2 separate regions of the Homo sapiens genome follow, and region 1 is linked to region 2. A link is a loop called in an ENCODE intact Hi-C map of the cell type or tissue named here. Cell type or tissue: heart left ventricle. All regions are shown on one strand. Links, peaks and the distances in the headings refer to the core of each region. The heading gives the core; the rest is flanking DNA.

Region 1 (8,332 bases), core at 247-8,246, 130 kb before region 2:
GTCTCAACTAAAGAGGACTTGTATCTAGAATTCATAAAGCATTCTTTTTTTTTTTTTTAAAGAGACAGTGTCTCATTCTGTTGCCCAAGGTGGAACACAGTGGCCATTCACACGTGTGATCATAGCTCACTGCAGCCTCAGATGCCTGGCCTCAAGCGATCCTCCCACCTCAGCCCCCTGAGTAGCTAGGACTATCGGCATGAGCCACCACGCTTGGCTGTTCATAAAGAATTCTTTATGTATTCTAGATACAAGTCCCTTGTGAGATATATTATTTGTAAATATTTTATCCCATTTTGTGGACTGTCTTTTTACTTTCTTGATGGTGTCCTTTGTAGTATAAAAGTATCTGATGATGTTCAATGTATGTACTTTTGTTGCTTGTTTTTTTGGTGTCATGTGGAAGAAACCATTGCCCAGTCCAGGGTTAAGAAAGTTTCTGCCTAGGTTTTCTGCTAAGAGTTTTATATTTTAGCTCTTGTATTTATGGTGTGAGGTAGGTCTAACTTCATTCTTTCTTTTGGTGTGTGTGGATATCCAGTTGCCCAAGCACCGTTTGTTGAAAATACTTTTCATTCTCCATTGAATTGTCTTTGGCACCACGGTTGGAAAAAAAAAATCAGTTGACCGTAAATGTGAGGGTTTATTTCTGGACTCTGAATTCTTTGCTCTCAATCTATATTTCTGTCTTTTGTTTTCTTTTTAAAACTCATTAAAGAGGATATTTGCAAAAGTATGCATTCATGAGCCACTGCTTTAAAACTTGTTTATGGTTTCCTGTATTTTATTTCAACCCATTGTCCATAATTACCTCATTTTGTCTGTCATGCTGTCTGGAAGGGAGTGCCAGTGGTGAAGTGTGATGTTAATGTCATCAGGATGGTGATGTTCCCATTTTTCAAAGATTGATTTGAACACAGATAGGAAGTATCTTCTGTTGGCAGTGATGACATAAAATGTTGAAAATGAAATATGGAAGCTTGTGAGTCAAAGATTTCCTTACCTTATTTGCATTTGAAATGCAGTACCACAAAAATATGTTGAATTAATGGTTATAACTTTTTCTTTATAAAGTAGACATTTTAGTACCATCAAAAAGTATTCTTTATGATTATATATCTCTTTATAGAGTTCCTGAGTTGGAGGTAGAAGAAGAAACCCAAGTTCAAGAGATGACTTTAGATGAGTGGAAAAATCTTCAAGAACAGACCAGACCAAAGCCTGAGTTTAACATCCGGAAACCAGAATCCACTGTTCCTTCCAAAGCCGTGGTGATTCACAAGTCAAAATACAGAGATGATGTAAGCATTGCATTTCGTATGTAGAGGTAATCTTTACTTTTACCTTACTGGAAGTGAAATGTACCTTTCCACTTCTGTCTTGAAAATGGAACATTAGTAGTTGGCAGTCTTTGTTTCTAATCAGAGATGATGCATGCCTAATTTTACTGTATTGTTCATTAAGAAAAGGAATTGAAACTTGAGGTATTGACAGATGCACAGAGCAGTTAGAGTGACAGTGCATCTTCTGCTCACCCTGGGACTATGCGGGTACTGTACACATACTGTGTATTAACTGTATTTCATTTTTCTCAAGGGAGAGTTACAGATTGTGTCTTGTACAATTCAGAGTTAATCAAAGGAGAACTACACTCTGTGTCCCCTGAGTAGGTTACTTTCAACTCTGTTTCTTGATAAGAGCATTTCACTGAGTAGTTGATGACTTTTTTTTTTTTTTGAGATGGAGTTTCGCTCTTGTTGCCCAGGCTGGAGTGCAGTGGCGCGATCTTGGCTCACCGCAACCTCCGCCTCCCGGGTTCAAGCGATTCTCGTGCCTCAGCCTCCCAAGTAGCTGGGATTACAGGCATGCGCCACCACCCCGGCTAATTTTGTATTTTTAGTAGAGACGGGGCTTTTCCATGTTGGTCAGGCTGGTCTTGAACTCCCGACCTCAGGTGATCCACCAGCCTCAGCCTTCTAAAGTGCTGGGATTACAGGCGTGAGCCACTGCACCTGGCCGAGTAGTTGATGACTTTTTAAACTGTGGTTGAGGTTCCATGCACTTCTGACGCCTTTCCCATGTTGGTTCAGCAGCTTTGCGCCCCCTGCCTAACTGCAGACGTGGCGGGAGATGAGTCCCCGAACGCTTGGCTGCTCGGTCAGGCACTGCCACAGCGGCCAGCGTGCTGCAGGGGTTGCTCAGGGAGCTCCTCCGTGTTGTGAGGCCTTATTGCTCACGGCTTACGTCCAGCTCTTCTCAGAAGCTTCAGTTTTGCAGGGAGAGGTTTCGGGGAAACATCTAGCAGCATATGTTGATAGGGATGCCATGGGGTCATCAAGTCCCCGACTTGTTACTGAACTTAAGGCTAGGTCCACTGAAGCATTCCCATTATGGGATTTAGAATCTGTATCATTCCATCTACAGCTTGATACCAGTCACTATTTCGAGGTGGGAGTGAGCAGGTAGCAGGTTCTTCCTCTCTGTGGGGTATTAGTTATTGATTTTCATGTGGAATCTCAGGAATGTTATGCTATTGTAGAGTTGTCATTTACACTTTGGTTAGTTTCATTTTCTGAGTGAGTACTTTGATTAGGTGTCATTTAAGATACAGGGTTCTTGGGAGGCCAAGGCAGGTGGATCACCTGAGGTCAGGAGTTCGAGACCAGCCTAGCCAACATAGTGAAACCCTGTCTCTACTAAAAATACAAAAACTAGCCGGGCGGTTGGCGGGTGCCTGTAGTCCCAGCTACTCGGGAGGCTGAGGCAGGAGAATCGCTTGAACCCGGGAAGCAGAGGTTGCAGCAAGCCGAGATCACGCCATTGCACTCCAGCCTGGGCAACAAAGTGAGACTTCGTCTCCAAACAAAACAAAAAAAAAGATACAGGATTCTCTCCCATCCTCTTGTTTTGGTCAGTCCAAGCTGTAGGAGGCCTTACTGAGTTTTGAGCTGTTCCACAAGAAATGGCTTTTTGTAGACATAGGCGGCCGGAGCTTTATTTCCCTGGCAATCTCTGGGAGGTGTTTTCTAACTCCATTAGCAAGCTGGGTTGGTTCTTAACCTGTCCACTTCCTTTGTTCTTTTTTGTTCTAGGCATTGTAAATAAAAATTTCTCTAAAACAAATGTGCTGTCAGGATTGAAATATGCAGCTGACATGTTAGGTAAAAATAGAAGCTGCTCTTTCTTAATCCACACCAGATTTGTCCTCCCGGGCTCCAGAGGTCTCCCAGAATATTTGAAGCAAGTGGGTTAGCTGAGTCATCAAGCCTGGTCTCAGTGAAGCACACATCTTGGTCCTTGTTAATCTTGGAGGATTGAAGATTTTAGCTAGGAATTGTTCTTAAAGCAACACAAGCCAGATCTTGGGTTCATCAGTTTACTTTGTTCTGGACACCTGAAGAGGCAGAAGCACTAGAATACCTAGCAAAGTTCAGACCTAGTAACAACCTCGCGTAAGGCACTGGGCGGTGAAAGCACTTGGGCCAGGGCCAGCTGGAGCTGCAAGTGGAGCCCAAGCCTTAGACTGTGTCCACTCCCTGCTCCACTGCCCCGAGGCCCTTCCTGCCCCTTCCTGCAGTGGGAGGCGACTCAGAGCAGGGACCCCAGGGAGACCTTACCAGCGCTTCCCTGCTGAGTGCCAAACAAGGCAAGGGTTGAGTATTTTGCCTGTTACTATTTTTTGTGTGTATCTTTTTACAGAATGCCAGTGCTCCTGGACTGTTTTTCTTCACCTTTTTAGCATTAAGCATCCAACTACCTAAAGCCTCTGCTTTATTTTAACCTGAGACCTCAAAGGGGACACAAATGTTAAACATGAAGGCTGTCATGAGCATATGGCCTAAAGGTGTTGATATGCTCGTGGAAACTTTGCTCCATTTCCTGGTTGTAGGAATGTTTAATGTTGTAGCACTTTGGAGATTCTCATCTGAAATCACTGACATATCTTCCTTTCTGTAGGTTTTTACTTTACTTAAAGTGGGGTTTTTGTGTGTGTGTGTGTGTGATACCCATTATTATGAGTTGAAGCCAAATCAAATTTGGATCAGATTTAATTAATTTATTTAATATAGCTGTCACAAGAGATAGAATTTTAATGAAAGCAGTTCTTAAAAAGCAGCTTGACTTCTTTGTGCAGTGTTGGTAGAACACTCAGGTAACCATACTCTTGTTTTTATAAAGTTTCTCTATATTTTGAGTCAGAATTGTTTATTATAAATCATGTGATTTTTAGCACATGGTATTATAATCAGCACCCATGCTGAAAGGAATTTCTCTGTTAAGTTCTGTTCTGGGAAGGGGATATTTCCTTATTTATCAAAGCATTTGTGAACAGATAAGACAGAAAATAAGCAGAAATGAAAACTTTTTTATCTCAGCAAAATACACTTAGATATAAAACATGTATATTGTTTGCTATTATTAGTCATGCCAAATCTTATATCTTAACCTGCTCAGCTGATAGAAATTTGGTCCCACTTGAAATCATAATAAGTTCAAAGATGTTTGGATTAAGATTGTAATTGCAAGAATGTGGGACTCTAGAACATACAGAACTCACTGTCTTAGAATCAGAACAGCAGTGCTGTCTTCCTTTGTCCAGCTCTGCAGCCCAGGGCCAGAGACAAATCCAGAGAATGGCTCTGACTAGCCCCTGATGGTGTTTTAGCTCCTGTGTAGCACACTGCAGCCACTAAGCCAGATGAGTGTGGGGATGGCTGTGGACTTGTGCGTGTTTGATGCTGTAATTGTGTTTCAGATGGTAAAAGATGACTATGAGGACGATTCCCATGTTTTCCGGAAACCCGCCAATGACATCACATCCCAGCTGGAGATTAATTTTGGTAACCTCCCTCGTCCTGGGCGTGGAGCCAGAGGAGGCACCCGGGGAGGCCGGGGAAGGATCAGGAGGGCAGAGAACTATGGACCCAGAGCAGAAGTGGTGGTAGGTGTCTGTATTGACGGTTTGGCGAAAGAAGTTAATAAGGACAGTGCCCTGGGCCCAGGATGGTCTAATTTCAGAGGGTCATGAGTTTCTGCAGTCACTTCTTTCTGTAGCTAGTGTGGGACTGATGTTGGGGCATTTGGACGGTGTTGTAGCATCATGGACATCTTGCCTAGAGACCGTTCTGTAGCCCTGGCTTCCAGGGTCTGCTGTGAAGGCACTCCCGGGATCAGAGAGAAACTCACTGTCACCCGCATTAGACAAGATCCCCAGGCTTGGGATTGAACTGGAGCACCTGACGTTTTGCTTACTGTGGCCTGATTGTGTGCCTTGGGCTCAGGTGATGCTGTCAGAGTGGACAGAATCCTCCCTAAGATCTCAAGCCCTTTGTGAGGGGACCTTCCTCAACCCCTCCCCGGCTCACCTGCCTCACACCGTCCTCAGCCAAGGCTGCCTGATTCTAGCTCTCAACACAGCACGCTCCTTACCCCTGGCCTCTGCCTGCTGGCCTCCATTCATCCTTCCAGCCTCACTTCCTCACAGGTTTCTTTGATCACATCTCCTAGACCGATCAAGGTCTCGGAGCAAAGGAGTTTCTTTTCATTGAAGCCTGATCTCCGTGTGCGGCTGTATTCTCACTGGTGTGGCTATCGGTCAGCGGCTGCTTTTGCTCATTACCGGTTTACGCAGTGCCACGCAGTGCCTGGCATGTAGTAGGTGCTTCCTAATGTGGTATGGACACTTATTCATTGGAAATCAGCCCCGAGGCCCCATGGCACAGACCCCTTCTCTGTGGCTGGTCTTGGCAATGCTCCTCCTGCTGCCCGGTTCCCTCGCTCTAGGGAGCAGCCCCTGGAAGCAGTGTCTATGGTTTGTTTTTGCTTAAGCAGGAGCAAAAACACAATTTTTTGGGCGGGGGGTGTAGGGGTATATTTGGGGCCAGGTTGGAAATAGGGTCTATTCTGCGATAGGAAACACACCCTCACTCCTTTCCTATAGCGGAGCTCTGTCCCCTGCAGCACTCCAGGGAGTGTGTTGGGAAACCACTCTGAGATCCAGTGCCACCCACCTCTTCACTGGCATCTGTCCCCACCTCCACAACCTGTGCATCCCTCCACCTCAGAACCGCCCTTAGGGCCCGCCCCCGCCCCCATCAGGTCACACTGTTTCCCAATCCAAGTCCTTGTTCCCTTTGCTCATCCATTGAGGTTCATCCCAGGGAGAACCTTCTCTTCCCACAAAACCTTGCCTGACCTTGGTGTCCACTGTGCCACCAAATTGCACTGGATGGCCCTCCTGTGGCCCCTCCTTCCCAGGACGTGTTAGTGAAGCTCCTGATTCGATGGTCAGTTTCTCCAGCACCGTGAGCTCCCCGAGGATAGGCACTGTCTGTGCTCCTCCAGTGCCCGGCACGCAGTAACCATTCTATTTACTCGATGAAGGACGTGCCCATGCAGAACCCCCAGTAAGAGCTTGCAGGACGTAGGAAGGGAGGCAGCTCCTTTTTCGAGGAGGCTGGAGGCCTGTGTGGGAGGGGGAGCTGTACTTTCCTGGGTTAGCAGTGACCTGTGACTCTCCCCTTCCCACTGTGGGTCCTGCCTCTAATGCAGGCCCCTCAGCGTTGGTGCCAGGCCCTTGTTATCCCACTGGGATATCGGGAATGGATGAAGGGGCAGTGGATTTCAAAGTATTTCTTTTTTTCTTTAGATGCAAGATGTTGCCCCCAACCCAGATGACCCGGAAGATTTCCCTGCGCTGTCTTGAAAGAGCCCTGTTTCCCAGCACCGCGGAGCTGCACTGCACACCTGTGGGGAGACTTTTCCAGCTGGGCCAAGGGAGTCAGACTCTAAGAACAATAGATGTTGCTTTTCCCGTGTCATGTAAATTTGTTGCACTTTTTTGGGCTGAGCTGTTAGAGGGGCTTCTCCAGAGGCTCGAGAGCAGGCCATTTCCCAAGAAGATGAAGAATGGTGACTGTGTTTTTATTGAAGGAATTTCAAATGAAGAATAATGTTTAAAATGTGTATATAGAGATAGTATAGACTCCTCCGCGGAAGCATGGAGGGAAAGGAGGTTGTAAAATAGACTCCATGGAGACTCTTAGGAAGCAGTAGATTCCCGGGGGCTGTGCCTTTAGCGTTAGAGGAAACACATAGAGCTGGAACTGTTAATGGAAAGCAGTCACAGCTGAGTTTTCGGAGACCAAGAAATTAAAATACAATTGCACTTACTGTTTACTTGTAAATGTTATCTTCTCTCCTGGAATATTTTGAGTTCTGGTTTTCACTTAACCAATCATTTAAAAATCGCTATTGTGTAGCCACTGGCCACCACTCTGTGACACAGAATCAGAGAAAGCGTTGATTTTTAATGGTGATTTAAACTACCTCGTGGTTTCTGTGTGTGTGCACACACACATCTAGTGTTTGGGTGGTTTTTAGGAAGAATATTAAGTATGTGACTTCAAAAACCATGTTATTTAACCTGCCAATCAAATGGAAAGGGATCATGGCAAAAGCAAATACCGCATCCTTTTCTTCCGCAGAACTAGAGTCAGAGTTCGGCAGCTGCGTACAAAGGCCTCTGCCCTCGGCTTGAGCAAAAGTTGTAAATAACTAGTATTTATTAAGCACTTATAAGCAGTTTTTCTCACTTAGTCCTGGCTCCAGTTCTAGAGTTCCTCTTTATTGCTTTTGGTGAAAGTTTGGGGTTGGGGGTACACCTCAGAGGTTCAGTAATTCACCTGGAGTCCCACCCTGAACAGAGCTGGACCCAGAGCCACACACGCCCGGGAACACACACTGTGCTGGGGAGGAAGTGGGCCTAGGAGGGCCTGCAGGTCCAGGCAGCTGTAGAGCTGCTAGAAGCTGGGGTGTTGCTCTCCCCGCTTTCTCATAGACACAGAGGTACTGTCTGCCTGTTGTCACACAGTTCATATGCTCGCTTGAGATGGAATCTGAACCTTGGTCCCAGGATCTGTGCTTTTTCCCACTTTGCCACACTGTCTAAGGTGGCTTTGAACTGGAACCCAAGTGCAAATAAAGGTTGGTATTCGCTCCTGACTTTGTGTAGAGAAAACAGTCCTTTGGTTACTCCAGGCCACAGCAGTCGGTCATGATTTTGTTGAATAATCAAAGTTGAATCCATACACGTTAGGGTCAGTTAAGGATGTTTGCTTTGGGTGATAGCCTACTTTTGGTCTCTTATTTATTATCTGAGTACTAAGGTTTATCAACTGAGTGTTTTCTTCCCTTTCCTGGAAAAGGCAATGGATGCAAGTGCCCTGATTTCTGAAATCTGAACCTAGCCGGTACAACATCAGGGCTGTGTCATGAGTCAGTGGCTTTGAAGCTGTCACACTGTCATTTTGCCTAACTGCGGCTTTGAAGA
Region 2 (8,332 bases), core at 79-8,078:
GCCCGGCCTACACTGTCTTTATGACCTTTTGTTTTCATGGTGGACTGAAACTGAACTAGCAGTATAGTTCAAGTAAAAAAATCCGTGTCATTGCACATGGCAAGAGGTGAATGAATGGCTCCGTGAGAGGTGGATGGGGTTGGAATGAGAGTTAAACCCCTTAGTCTGCTCCTAGTAAGAGTAAATGCCCAGTATAGTGGTGTGGGTGGCTAGATACTAAACAATAGTGATTATATAACAAATGATGACAGGAACAAAAATAGGGATTAAGCATCCTATATTAAATACACACACACGAAGTATCCTGGGATCTATGGGAATTCAATTTACAGATTAAATAGGCTGCAATAAAAATGTCAAGGGACTAAGTTAAAAAATGATGTATTTAAGGGCAGGGTGGACAGAAGTGACAATATGCATTAATTTTTACAAACCTACTCCACTGTGAAAGAATCTTGTCAATCCAATATTAAGTGCTGGCAAGGATGTGGAATAATTGGTGCATTGCTTGTGGGAACGCTGGCGGCGTAGCCATTCGGAAAAAGAGTCTGACAGTTCCTTAAAACATTAAACGTGGAGATACCATGTGATCCTGCCATTCTACTCCTGGGTGTTATACTGAAAACATGTCCATGCAACAACCTGTATATGAATGTTCACAGCAGCATTATTCCTAATAGCCAAAAAGTCCACTGAGGAATGGATAAAGTCCATATGTACTCTGGCCTGGCGTTTTCACCTCTAGAAATACACTCTATAGATATAGTCACACATATAAACAGACACATACATTGATGCTACTGCAGCCATTTGCAATAGGGACTGGAAAACCCCCAAATAACCAGCTATTTATTACTACTAAATAAATCATGATTTGGCCATATAATGCAGCCATCAAAAGATAACTAATCAGCTGCGGGCGGTGGCTCACGCCTGTAACCCCAGCACTTTGGGAGATCTAGGCTGGGGGGGATCACGAAGTCAGGAGTTCCAGACCAGCCTGGCCAACATAGTGAAACCCCATCTCTACTAAAATTACAAAAATTAGCCGGGCATGGTGGCGTATGCCTGTAGTTCCAACTACTCAGGAAGCTGAGGCAGGAGAATTGCTTGAACCCGGGAGGCAGAGGTTGTGGTGAGCCGAGATAGCTCCACCGCACTCAACCCGGGCAACAGAGCAAGACTCCGTCTCAAAAAAAAAGAGAACTAATCTTGCTGGTATGGCACAATTTCCAGAAACTTGAATGTGCACAGAAAATTGAAGGAGGAAAAACATTACCAAGGGAGGAAGACTCCATAAAACTCATTTGATAGGCTGGGTGAAGGCTCACGCCTGTAATCCCAGCACCTTGGGAGACCAAGGCGGGCGGATCACAAGGTCAGGAGTTTGAGACTAGCCTGGACAACATGGTGAAACACTGTCTCTACTAAAAATACAAAAATTAGCCAGGCATGGTGGCGGGCGCCTGTATTCCCAGCTACTTGGGAGGCTGAGGCAGGAGAATCCCTTGAACCCGGGAGGCAGAGGTTGCAGTGAGCCGAGATTGAGCCACTGCACACCAGCCTGGGCAACAGAGCGAGACTCTGTCTCAAAAAAAAAAAAAAACTCATTTGATAATGTTTGACTTTTTAGAAGTGTGCATGCACTGCTTTTTAAATTAAGAAAACAATAATGGAGGGAAAAACACGTTGAGAAGGAAGGGACCAGTTTGCCACTTGCTGAGGACAGGCCTCAAGCCTTCCCCCAAAAGCCCAATAAAAAGTAATCTGAACTCTGTATCTGAAGATACTTTAATTGGCCTTGTATATCACACTGCAACAGACTGATTAAGTATCATTTTTCCAGGAAGCCAAGACTATCACTGAGGGACACCTAGAGAAGTCACAGGGAAAGGTGACTATAACCTTTACTCCCCTGGAGCTCCCTTACATTAAAGCTGGACCCTTCCGTTATTAGGGCTTGCAATCTGATAGGATTTTTTTTTTTTTTTAGCAGCAGCAAGATTTATTGTGAAGAGCAAAAGAACAAAGCTTCCGCAGCGTGGAAGGGGACCAGAGCGGGTTGCCCTCTGATAGCATTTTTATTTCCTGTAACGCACCCCTCCTCAGTATTCTGCTTGGTTCTATTTTTCTGAAGTTGATTAATTGGTGACTGCCTCACGAAGACTAGCCACATATTTCATCTCCATCAAGAAGAAAGATTTATTCCAATGACTTTGCTGTCACAAACCTTCTGATTGAAAACCCAAATGTTCATCAACAGGGACTGTCTAAATAGGTTAAAAAACATTCAAATCTACATAAACATTTAAATCCATACGTACTTGTTAATGGTTTTATTCATAAAACCGTATGTACATTGGCCTAAGCAGTAATTAAAATCAAGTAAGCCAGTCTTATATGCACCAACTCAGAACAATCATTCTAATAAGAAACACTATGAAAACGGAAAAATGTGCAAAACAACATGTGTGCTACTCGCACGTGTATGGTAGAGAATATATAGTATATATAGTATGCATGCACAGCCTATTTCTAGAAGGCTTCACAAGAAACTGGGAAGAGTAGTTGCCTCTAGAGAAGGACACTTGGAGACTGTGAGACCAACTTTTCTGCACGTACTCCTGTGCACCTTTAGAATTGGAGTTCTGTACCATGTAAATGCATTACTTGTCCTAAAATTAAATCCCATTCAACACAGATCCTTTCAAGAGGTATAAACAATAACGGGCAGAAACTATGTATAGGCCCACCCGTTCCCAGCCCCATCCGTCCTCGGCGAGGCCCTCTCCTGGGAAGGGCACAACGTTAGCGGGACTTGGCTTCTCAGTCTCAGCAGGCTTCACCTCCCGCACACCCCCCGCAGCTACCGGCCGGGGACTGGTACTCAGGGCAACCCCTTCCTATGCCCGCTCTGGTTCCCAAGGGCCATCCACCAAAGCCGAGAAACCCGCTCTGCTCTCAGCTTCATTTCAAAACGAACTTAGTTTCCAGATTGTCCATGAACCTAGAATATTATTTCTCCTAAACGTCTGTGTTTGTCTAAACACTTCCACTTAATGTTCTCGCCACTCCAGCTTACCTGGTTTATCAAAGGCTAGGGGCTGGAAACAGTTTTTAATAACGCCACGCACCGAGGTTGACACATTCCCCGCCACTGAAAACAGACTGCCAATTCCCTCAAAATCGTGGACAGCTCTGCTGTTTACACAGCGTTGCCACATACATCATCACATTTAATGCCTTCACACGCGTCACTGTCAATCCCAGCAAACCTAACAGCTGCCAAATTGGATTTATGAGTCTCCAAGAACAGTCGAATCAGCACTAACAGAACAGCTATCGAAGGGCTGCTTGGCTACCTGCTCTGGCTGGCTGGGATTTCTCAAAAGTGACAACCCGGACATTCGTCTTGCCGGCTGGCTCGAATGCCACCAACGTGACACCTTCCTTCTCGAGGCCCCGGCGGGGAGCGGACCCCGGGAGGCGGAGGCGTTCGGGGGGCGCGCTAGGGGGCAGGGCGCGGGAGGCCCAGGAGAGGGGCTCGGGCTTACGCGCCGGACGGGCAACGCGGCGCCCAGGGTCCCAAGGCTACGGAGCAGCGGGGGTTTGGCCAACGCCAAAAAGGGGCAGCTCCCGTGCCAGGCGCGTTCAGCGCGCTCGGGGAATCCTCAGGGGCTGATTCAGAGGTTGTGACTCGCGCGAGGGCCAACCGGGCTCGCAATCCCTGAAGGCGGAATCCACAGGAACTCAGAAGCAGCCCGCGGGGAGGAGCTGCAGGTTCGAGGCGCCGGGCTGACGCCCGCAACTTAGAAAGGTGACCCTCGGTCCATCTTGCTGGTGGAGGAGGGTGCACAAGCTAAAGTTAAAGCTCGCAGCCCACGCAGCTAGAAACTCGGGGCGGGGGGCGCTCCTCAGGAGCCAGGCTCCTAAAGGGGGTGTGGCGGCCGGGGCGTTTAAGGGGGTGGGGGCGAAGGCATTTCGGCCCGGCCCCGGAGGCCCCGGGCAGCCCGGTGGGAGGTGGGCCAGGGCCCCGCGCCGGGTGCGGCCGTCCGGGGCCCTCCGCGCGCCCACTGGCCGGCTCACCGGTGATGTCCAGGTACACGTCGTCCTGGGGGTCCCGGCGGCGCGGGTCTTGCTGCGTGGAGCTGCGGATCTTCTTCACACCCGGCGAGGTCGACGAGCAGCGCCGCGAGCAGGGGGGCGCGGCGGCCCAGCTCGACCGCCGCTCGCTTTTCCGCTTCATGGAGGCGGCCGCGGCCCGTCAGGGGGCCACGACCATGGCCCCGCGCGCCCGCGCGCCCGCCGAGGCTCCCGCCAGCCCCGCGCGGGCGCTCGGGGCGGCGGGCGCAGAGCGGCGCTGCGGGGACGGCGGGCGCCGGCAGAGCCCGGCGGGAGGCGGTCGCGCAGGAGCCGGAGGAGGAGCCCGGCCCACAGCGCCTGCCCCGCTGCCTCCCGCGGCCGCCGCAGGACCGGCGCCGCAGCCCTCGCTACAGCGCCTCCTGCCGCGGCCGGCGCCCCCAGCCCGCCCCCAGGTGCCCGCAGCCGGCTGGCGCGGCCGAGGCGACGGGGCTGCAGCTGGCGGCCGGAGCTGCCCGGGGTAACCGTGCGTGCCCACCGCGGCCGCGGCCGCTGCTGCGTAGGCGCCGGGGCACAGCAGGACGCGGCTCGTGGGGACCCCAGGAGGGCTGTTCCGTGGCGCTTCATTCACAAAAAAGGGCCCACAACCCTCCTCGGGGCCCGCAGACTGAGGCCTTTCATTGGCCAATGCGGCGTGACGTCACGGAGACGGGGCCTTTCTACAGGCAGGTACTCGGTGACGCCATAAAGAAAACTCTGAGGGCTTCCGCCAATCAGAGATAAAGTGTGCTAGCGACCTTCGCCAGCCCCCCAACTTTTGTTTCTTCTGTGTCCTCCAGGTGCCAGCACCCCAGATCCCAACTTTCTTTAGTGAGTCACCAAACATTTACACAGCCCCACCCTAGTAACTTAACTCCAGGTCTTTGGCATATATATATCTTAAAGTATTTCTTGAATTTCCTTGTAATTCGCGCCAAGAGAAAGGGACTTTTGCCATGGCTGCCAGCTTGGAAGAGGATGGCCTGATTACATTACCTGCAGCTATATAGATTTAAAGTAGAGTTGATTTCAGAACTTAAGTAAAACTATTTAAACAACTACGCTCTATTTATCGACCTATGCCCAGCATTCAAACAGGCCAAGCAAGGGCTTCTTAAGGACCCGATGAAACTTCCGTGGAACCACAATATACCGTGGTTGTTTGCACCTCAGAGTTTCTCATCTCGGAATCCAGCGCCCACATTAATTCAGTAAGTTTATACACTCATTGCTGTGTATACTGAGGTGTCGACAGGTCCGATTATATCATGAAGTATTGAAGCAAGGGGCAAGTTTTGTCCTTAAACTTCTTTATCTGGCACACTGTAGGGTCATATCCTCTTCTTTTTCTACTGGATTAAAATAATGCCCTATCTTCCTGGAACTTAACCAAAAACTGTCATTTTGGAGGGCCTTTAAACAAACGTCCATGGTAGCATCTAAAAGGGTGAGAAGATTGGAGGGCAGTGTTAAGATTTCACGGCCCCAAATTTTACAACATCTGCAAGCTGTCCCTATTTTTCACCAGCACTTGAACGTTTTATCCTGCAGTTCCGCAGTTAACTGCCAGCCTGGGGAAAAGAAAGATGAATTTGAGTCAGTCCCCTTGGAAGCCTCTCAGAAATGCAAATTTTCATAGAGCACCTCAGGAAGGGGCTCTTTGACTTCTATTGTTGTGGGCTTTTACCTTAAGCACGGCTAAATAAGGAAGTAGGGGGGCTGTGTCTGAAGCTAGAGATCAGCAACTCTGTAAGCACTTTTTCTTAAGGTTGGTTCTCCTGTTCACTCTTCCTCTGTTTCCCCTAAGGAAATCAGTGAAGGCCTTAAATTTAAAATGATCTACATGTCTGTCTGTAGGGGCAGCAAAGAAGCTAGAGACGTGGGAGGCTGTGCGGCGCTGCGCAAGTAAGTTTTAGAGAGCAGAAACGGTAGGGTCACAGTCCTTTGTTTTGACCTGGAGGAGGAGGAGGAGACCTTTCAGACCGGCCTAGGGGCTCAGCATTGGAAAGCCACCCAGTTTCCCAGACTACCAGGGATTTTAAATGAGTGGGTCTTGTTTTGAATAGATATTACAGGAGAGTGGTCCGTGTGGCTCCCTGGAAGTACAGAGAAACTACCTCCATGACATTATGATCTTTTGAGAGTAATTTGTTTAAATGTCAGGAGGCAGAGGTTGCAGTGAGCCGAGATCGTGCCATTGCACTCCAGCCTGGGTGACAGAGCTAGACTCCGTCTCAGAAAAAAAAAAAAAAAAGTGTCATAAATACAGATAATTATACCATTTAAATATTTTCATACTTTGCAAGTATATAATTTTATGCTTTGTATAGTAGGAACAGACAAAGTATAGGACTACACTTTGTAATTACGCGAAAGTATCTTCCCTTCTTGTGAATAGGAAGTCTGTGTGCTGAGTATACACATTAAAGTTTTAAACCCTATTTATATTTTGTTTTTAGGTCATGTTTAGATAGAGGCAGAAAAGTGCTGTTTCCTAGCTGATACTTGTTTTGTGTGTGTGGCACTGCTCTTGAACTGTTTGACTCCTCCCCCTCTTTGATAAGTTGACTCCTGGGCTCTGAGAATTTGGCCACAGGAAATGTATTTTAGTTTGCTTCCCTGGTTAGTTTGTTGTTCATTGCTTGACGACTCATCATAGAATTTTAGAGCTTGAAAGCTCCTTAGACAATATTTGGTCCAAGGCTATCCTTTCACAGTGAGGACACGGGGACCCAGATGAGTGGCAGTGGCCAGGCTGGGGTGGGAACCAAAACTCTCTAGGATCTGGCTTGTCTTTTCCTGAACTGTGGCGCTTAGGGAACAGATGCGTCTGGTTGATTCTCAACATTATGGCAGCACAATGAAAAGGAAAAAAAAAAAAAAAAGGAGGGATTCTCTAAAATATTCCTATCTTTCCTAGGTAAATTTACCCTGAAATGAAAACAACTGTGGAACATTTTCTTTTTTTTTCTTTTCTTTTCTTTTTTTTGAGACGAAGTCTCGCTCTGTCGCCCAGACTGGAGTGCAGTGGCGCGATCTCGGCTCACTGCAAGCTCCGCCTCCCGGGTTCACGCCATTCTCCTGCCTCAGCCTCCCAAGTAGCTGGGACTACAGGCGCCTGCCACCACGCCCGGCTAATTTTTTGTATTTTTAGTAGAGACGAGGTTTCACCGTGTTAGCCAGGATAGTTTCGATCTCCTACCTTGTGATCCGCCCTCCTCGGCCTCCCAAAGTGCTGGGATTACAGGCATGAGCCACCGCGCCCGGCGGAACATTTTCTTATATGTATATTCCAGATAGAGCATATTCTGAAAATGTGAAATCTTACGCTAAAATCAGTAGCAACTGGTTGATAGAGACGTGATATGAATTTCAAATAATGTAAGTTTCAGAATCCGTGAATTACAATTTTAATTATGTGAAGATAAATAAGTTGTACAAAGTCAATTTCCATAAGTTGGTTAATTTCATAAAAAGTTAAATTTGATAAATATGGTACGTTCCATAAGAGGTTAAATTTCCATAAAACTAGAGGGCTTAGGTGGCAGTCATATGGGAAAACGGGCACACACTGAAGTCTTCACTTTCATATATAAAAAGAGTTGGTTTTGGCCGGGCGTGGTGGCTCACATCTGTAATCCCCGCACTTTGGGAGGCTGAGGCGGGCAGATCACCTGAGGTCAGGAGTTCAAGACCAGCCTGGTCAACATGGGGAAACCCTGTCTCTATTAAAAATACAAAAATAAGCTGGGCGTGGTGACACGTGCCTGTAATCCCAGCTACTTGGGAGGCTGAGGCAGGAGAATTGCTCCAACCTGGGAAGCGGAGGTTGCAGTGAGCCAAGATCACGCCACTGCCCTCCATCCTGGGCCACAGAGCAAGACTCCGTCTCAAACAAACAAACAAACAAAAAAAGAGTTGGTTTTGTTTCATTGGCTATCCTGGCAATCCCAACATTAATCTGAAGTCTGCCATGTTCATGCCCCTTAAGATGAAAATCTTTTAGAACCATAAAAATGGAAGGAATGAATGTTTGTTGAGCTACCAGCAAATACTAGACATGCTAGGGGCTTCATACTCATGCCCTGTTCCGTGGTATTCTCATTTGAGAGGTCATGGCAGTTACCCTAGGTCACTAAATGAGTTTGGTTTGGAAACCCAGGATACAGAACCACACGTGGCTCGAGTACTGAGGGGCTGGCATCATTCTTCA

What was found. Peaks named below come from ENCODE experiments on the same cell type or tissue, not always from the same donor. Only the 100,000 strongest peaks of a DNase experiment are listed, where the experiment ranks them.
Region 1: a loop joins it to region 2, with 2.1 times the contacts of the local background. A loop is called at or near these places in 4 of 110 quality-filtered maps.

Annotation. Positions count from the first base shown.
Region 1 is chr9:96,483,333-96,491,664 of GRCh38, forward strand. HABP4 (hyaluronan binding protein 4) reads left to right here. Exons shown (of 8, transcript NM_014282.4): 6 at 1,130-1,301; 7 at 4,757-4,942; 8 at 6,650-8,004. The coding sequence ends at 6,706. It also overlaps a transcript of CDC14B not described here. Among named protein-coding and RNA genes, the nearest start is that of HABP4, 37 kb to the left of the region's middle. In heart left ventricle, for the core only: no CTCF peak of the experiment used is centred there; DNase peaks (open chromatin) are centred at 3,509 and 4,859; H3K27ac peaks cover 2,267 bases.
Region 2 is chr9:96,615,133-96,623,464 of GRCh38, forward strand. CDC14B (cell division cycle 14B) reads right to left here and starts at 4,711. Exons shown (of 14, transcript NM_033331.4): 1 at 4,087-4,711. The coding sequence starts at 4,246. RefSeq lists an enhancer at 3,862-4,362. In heart left ventricle, for the core only: no CTCF peak of the experiment used is centred there; DNase peaks (open chromatin) are centred at 2,861, 3,679, 4,549 and 4,769; H3K4me3 peaks cover 3,081 bases; H3K27ac peaks cover 1,719 bases.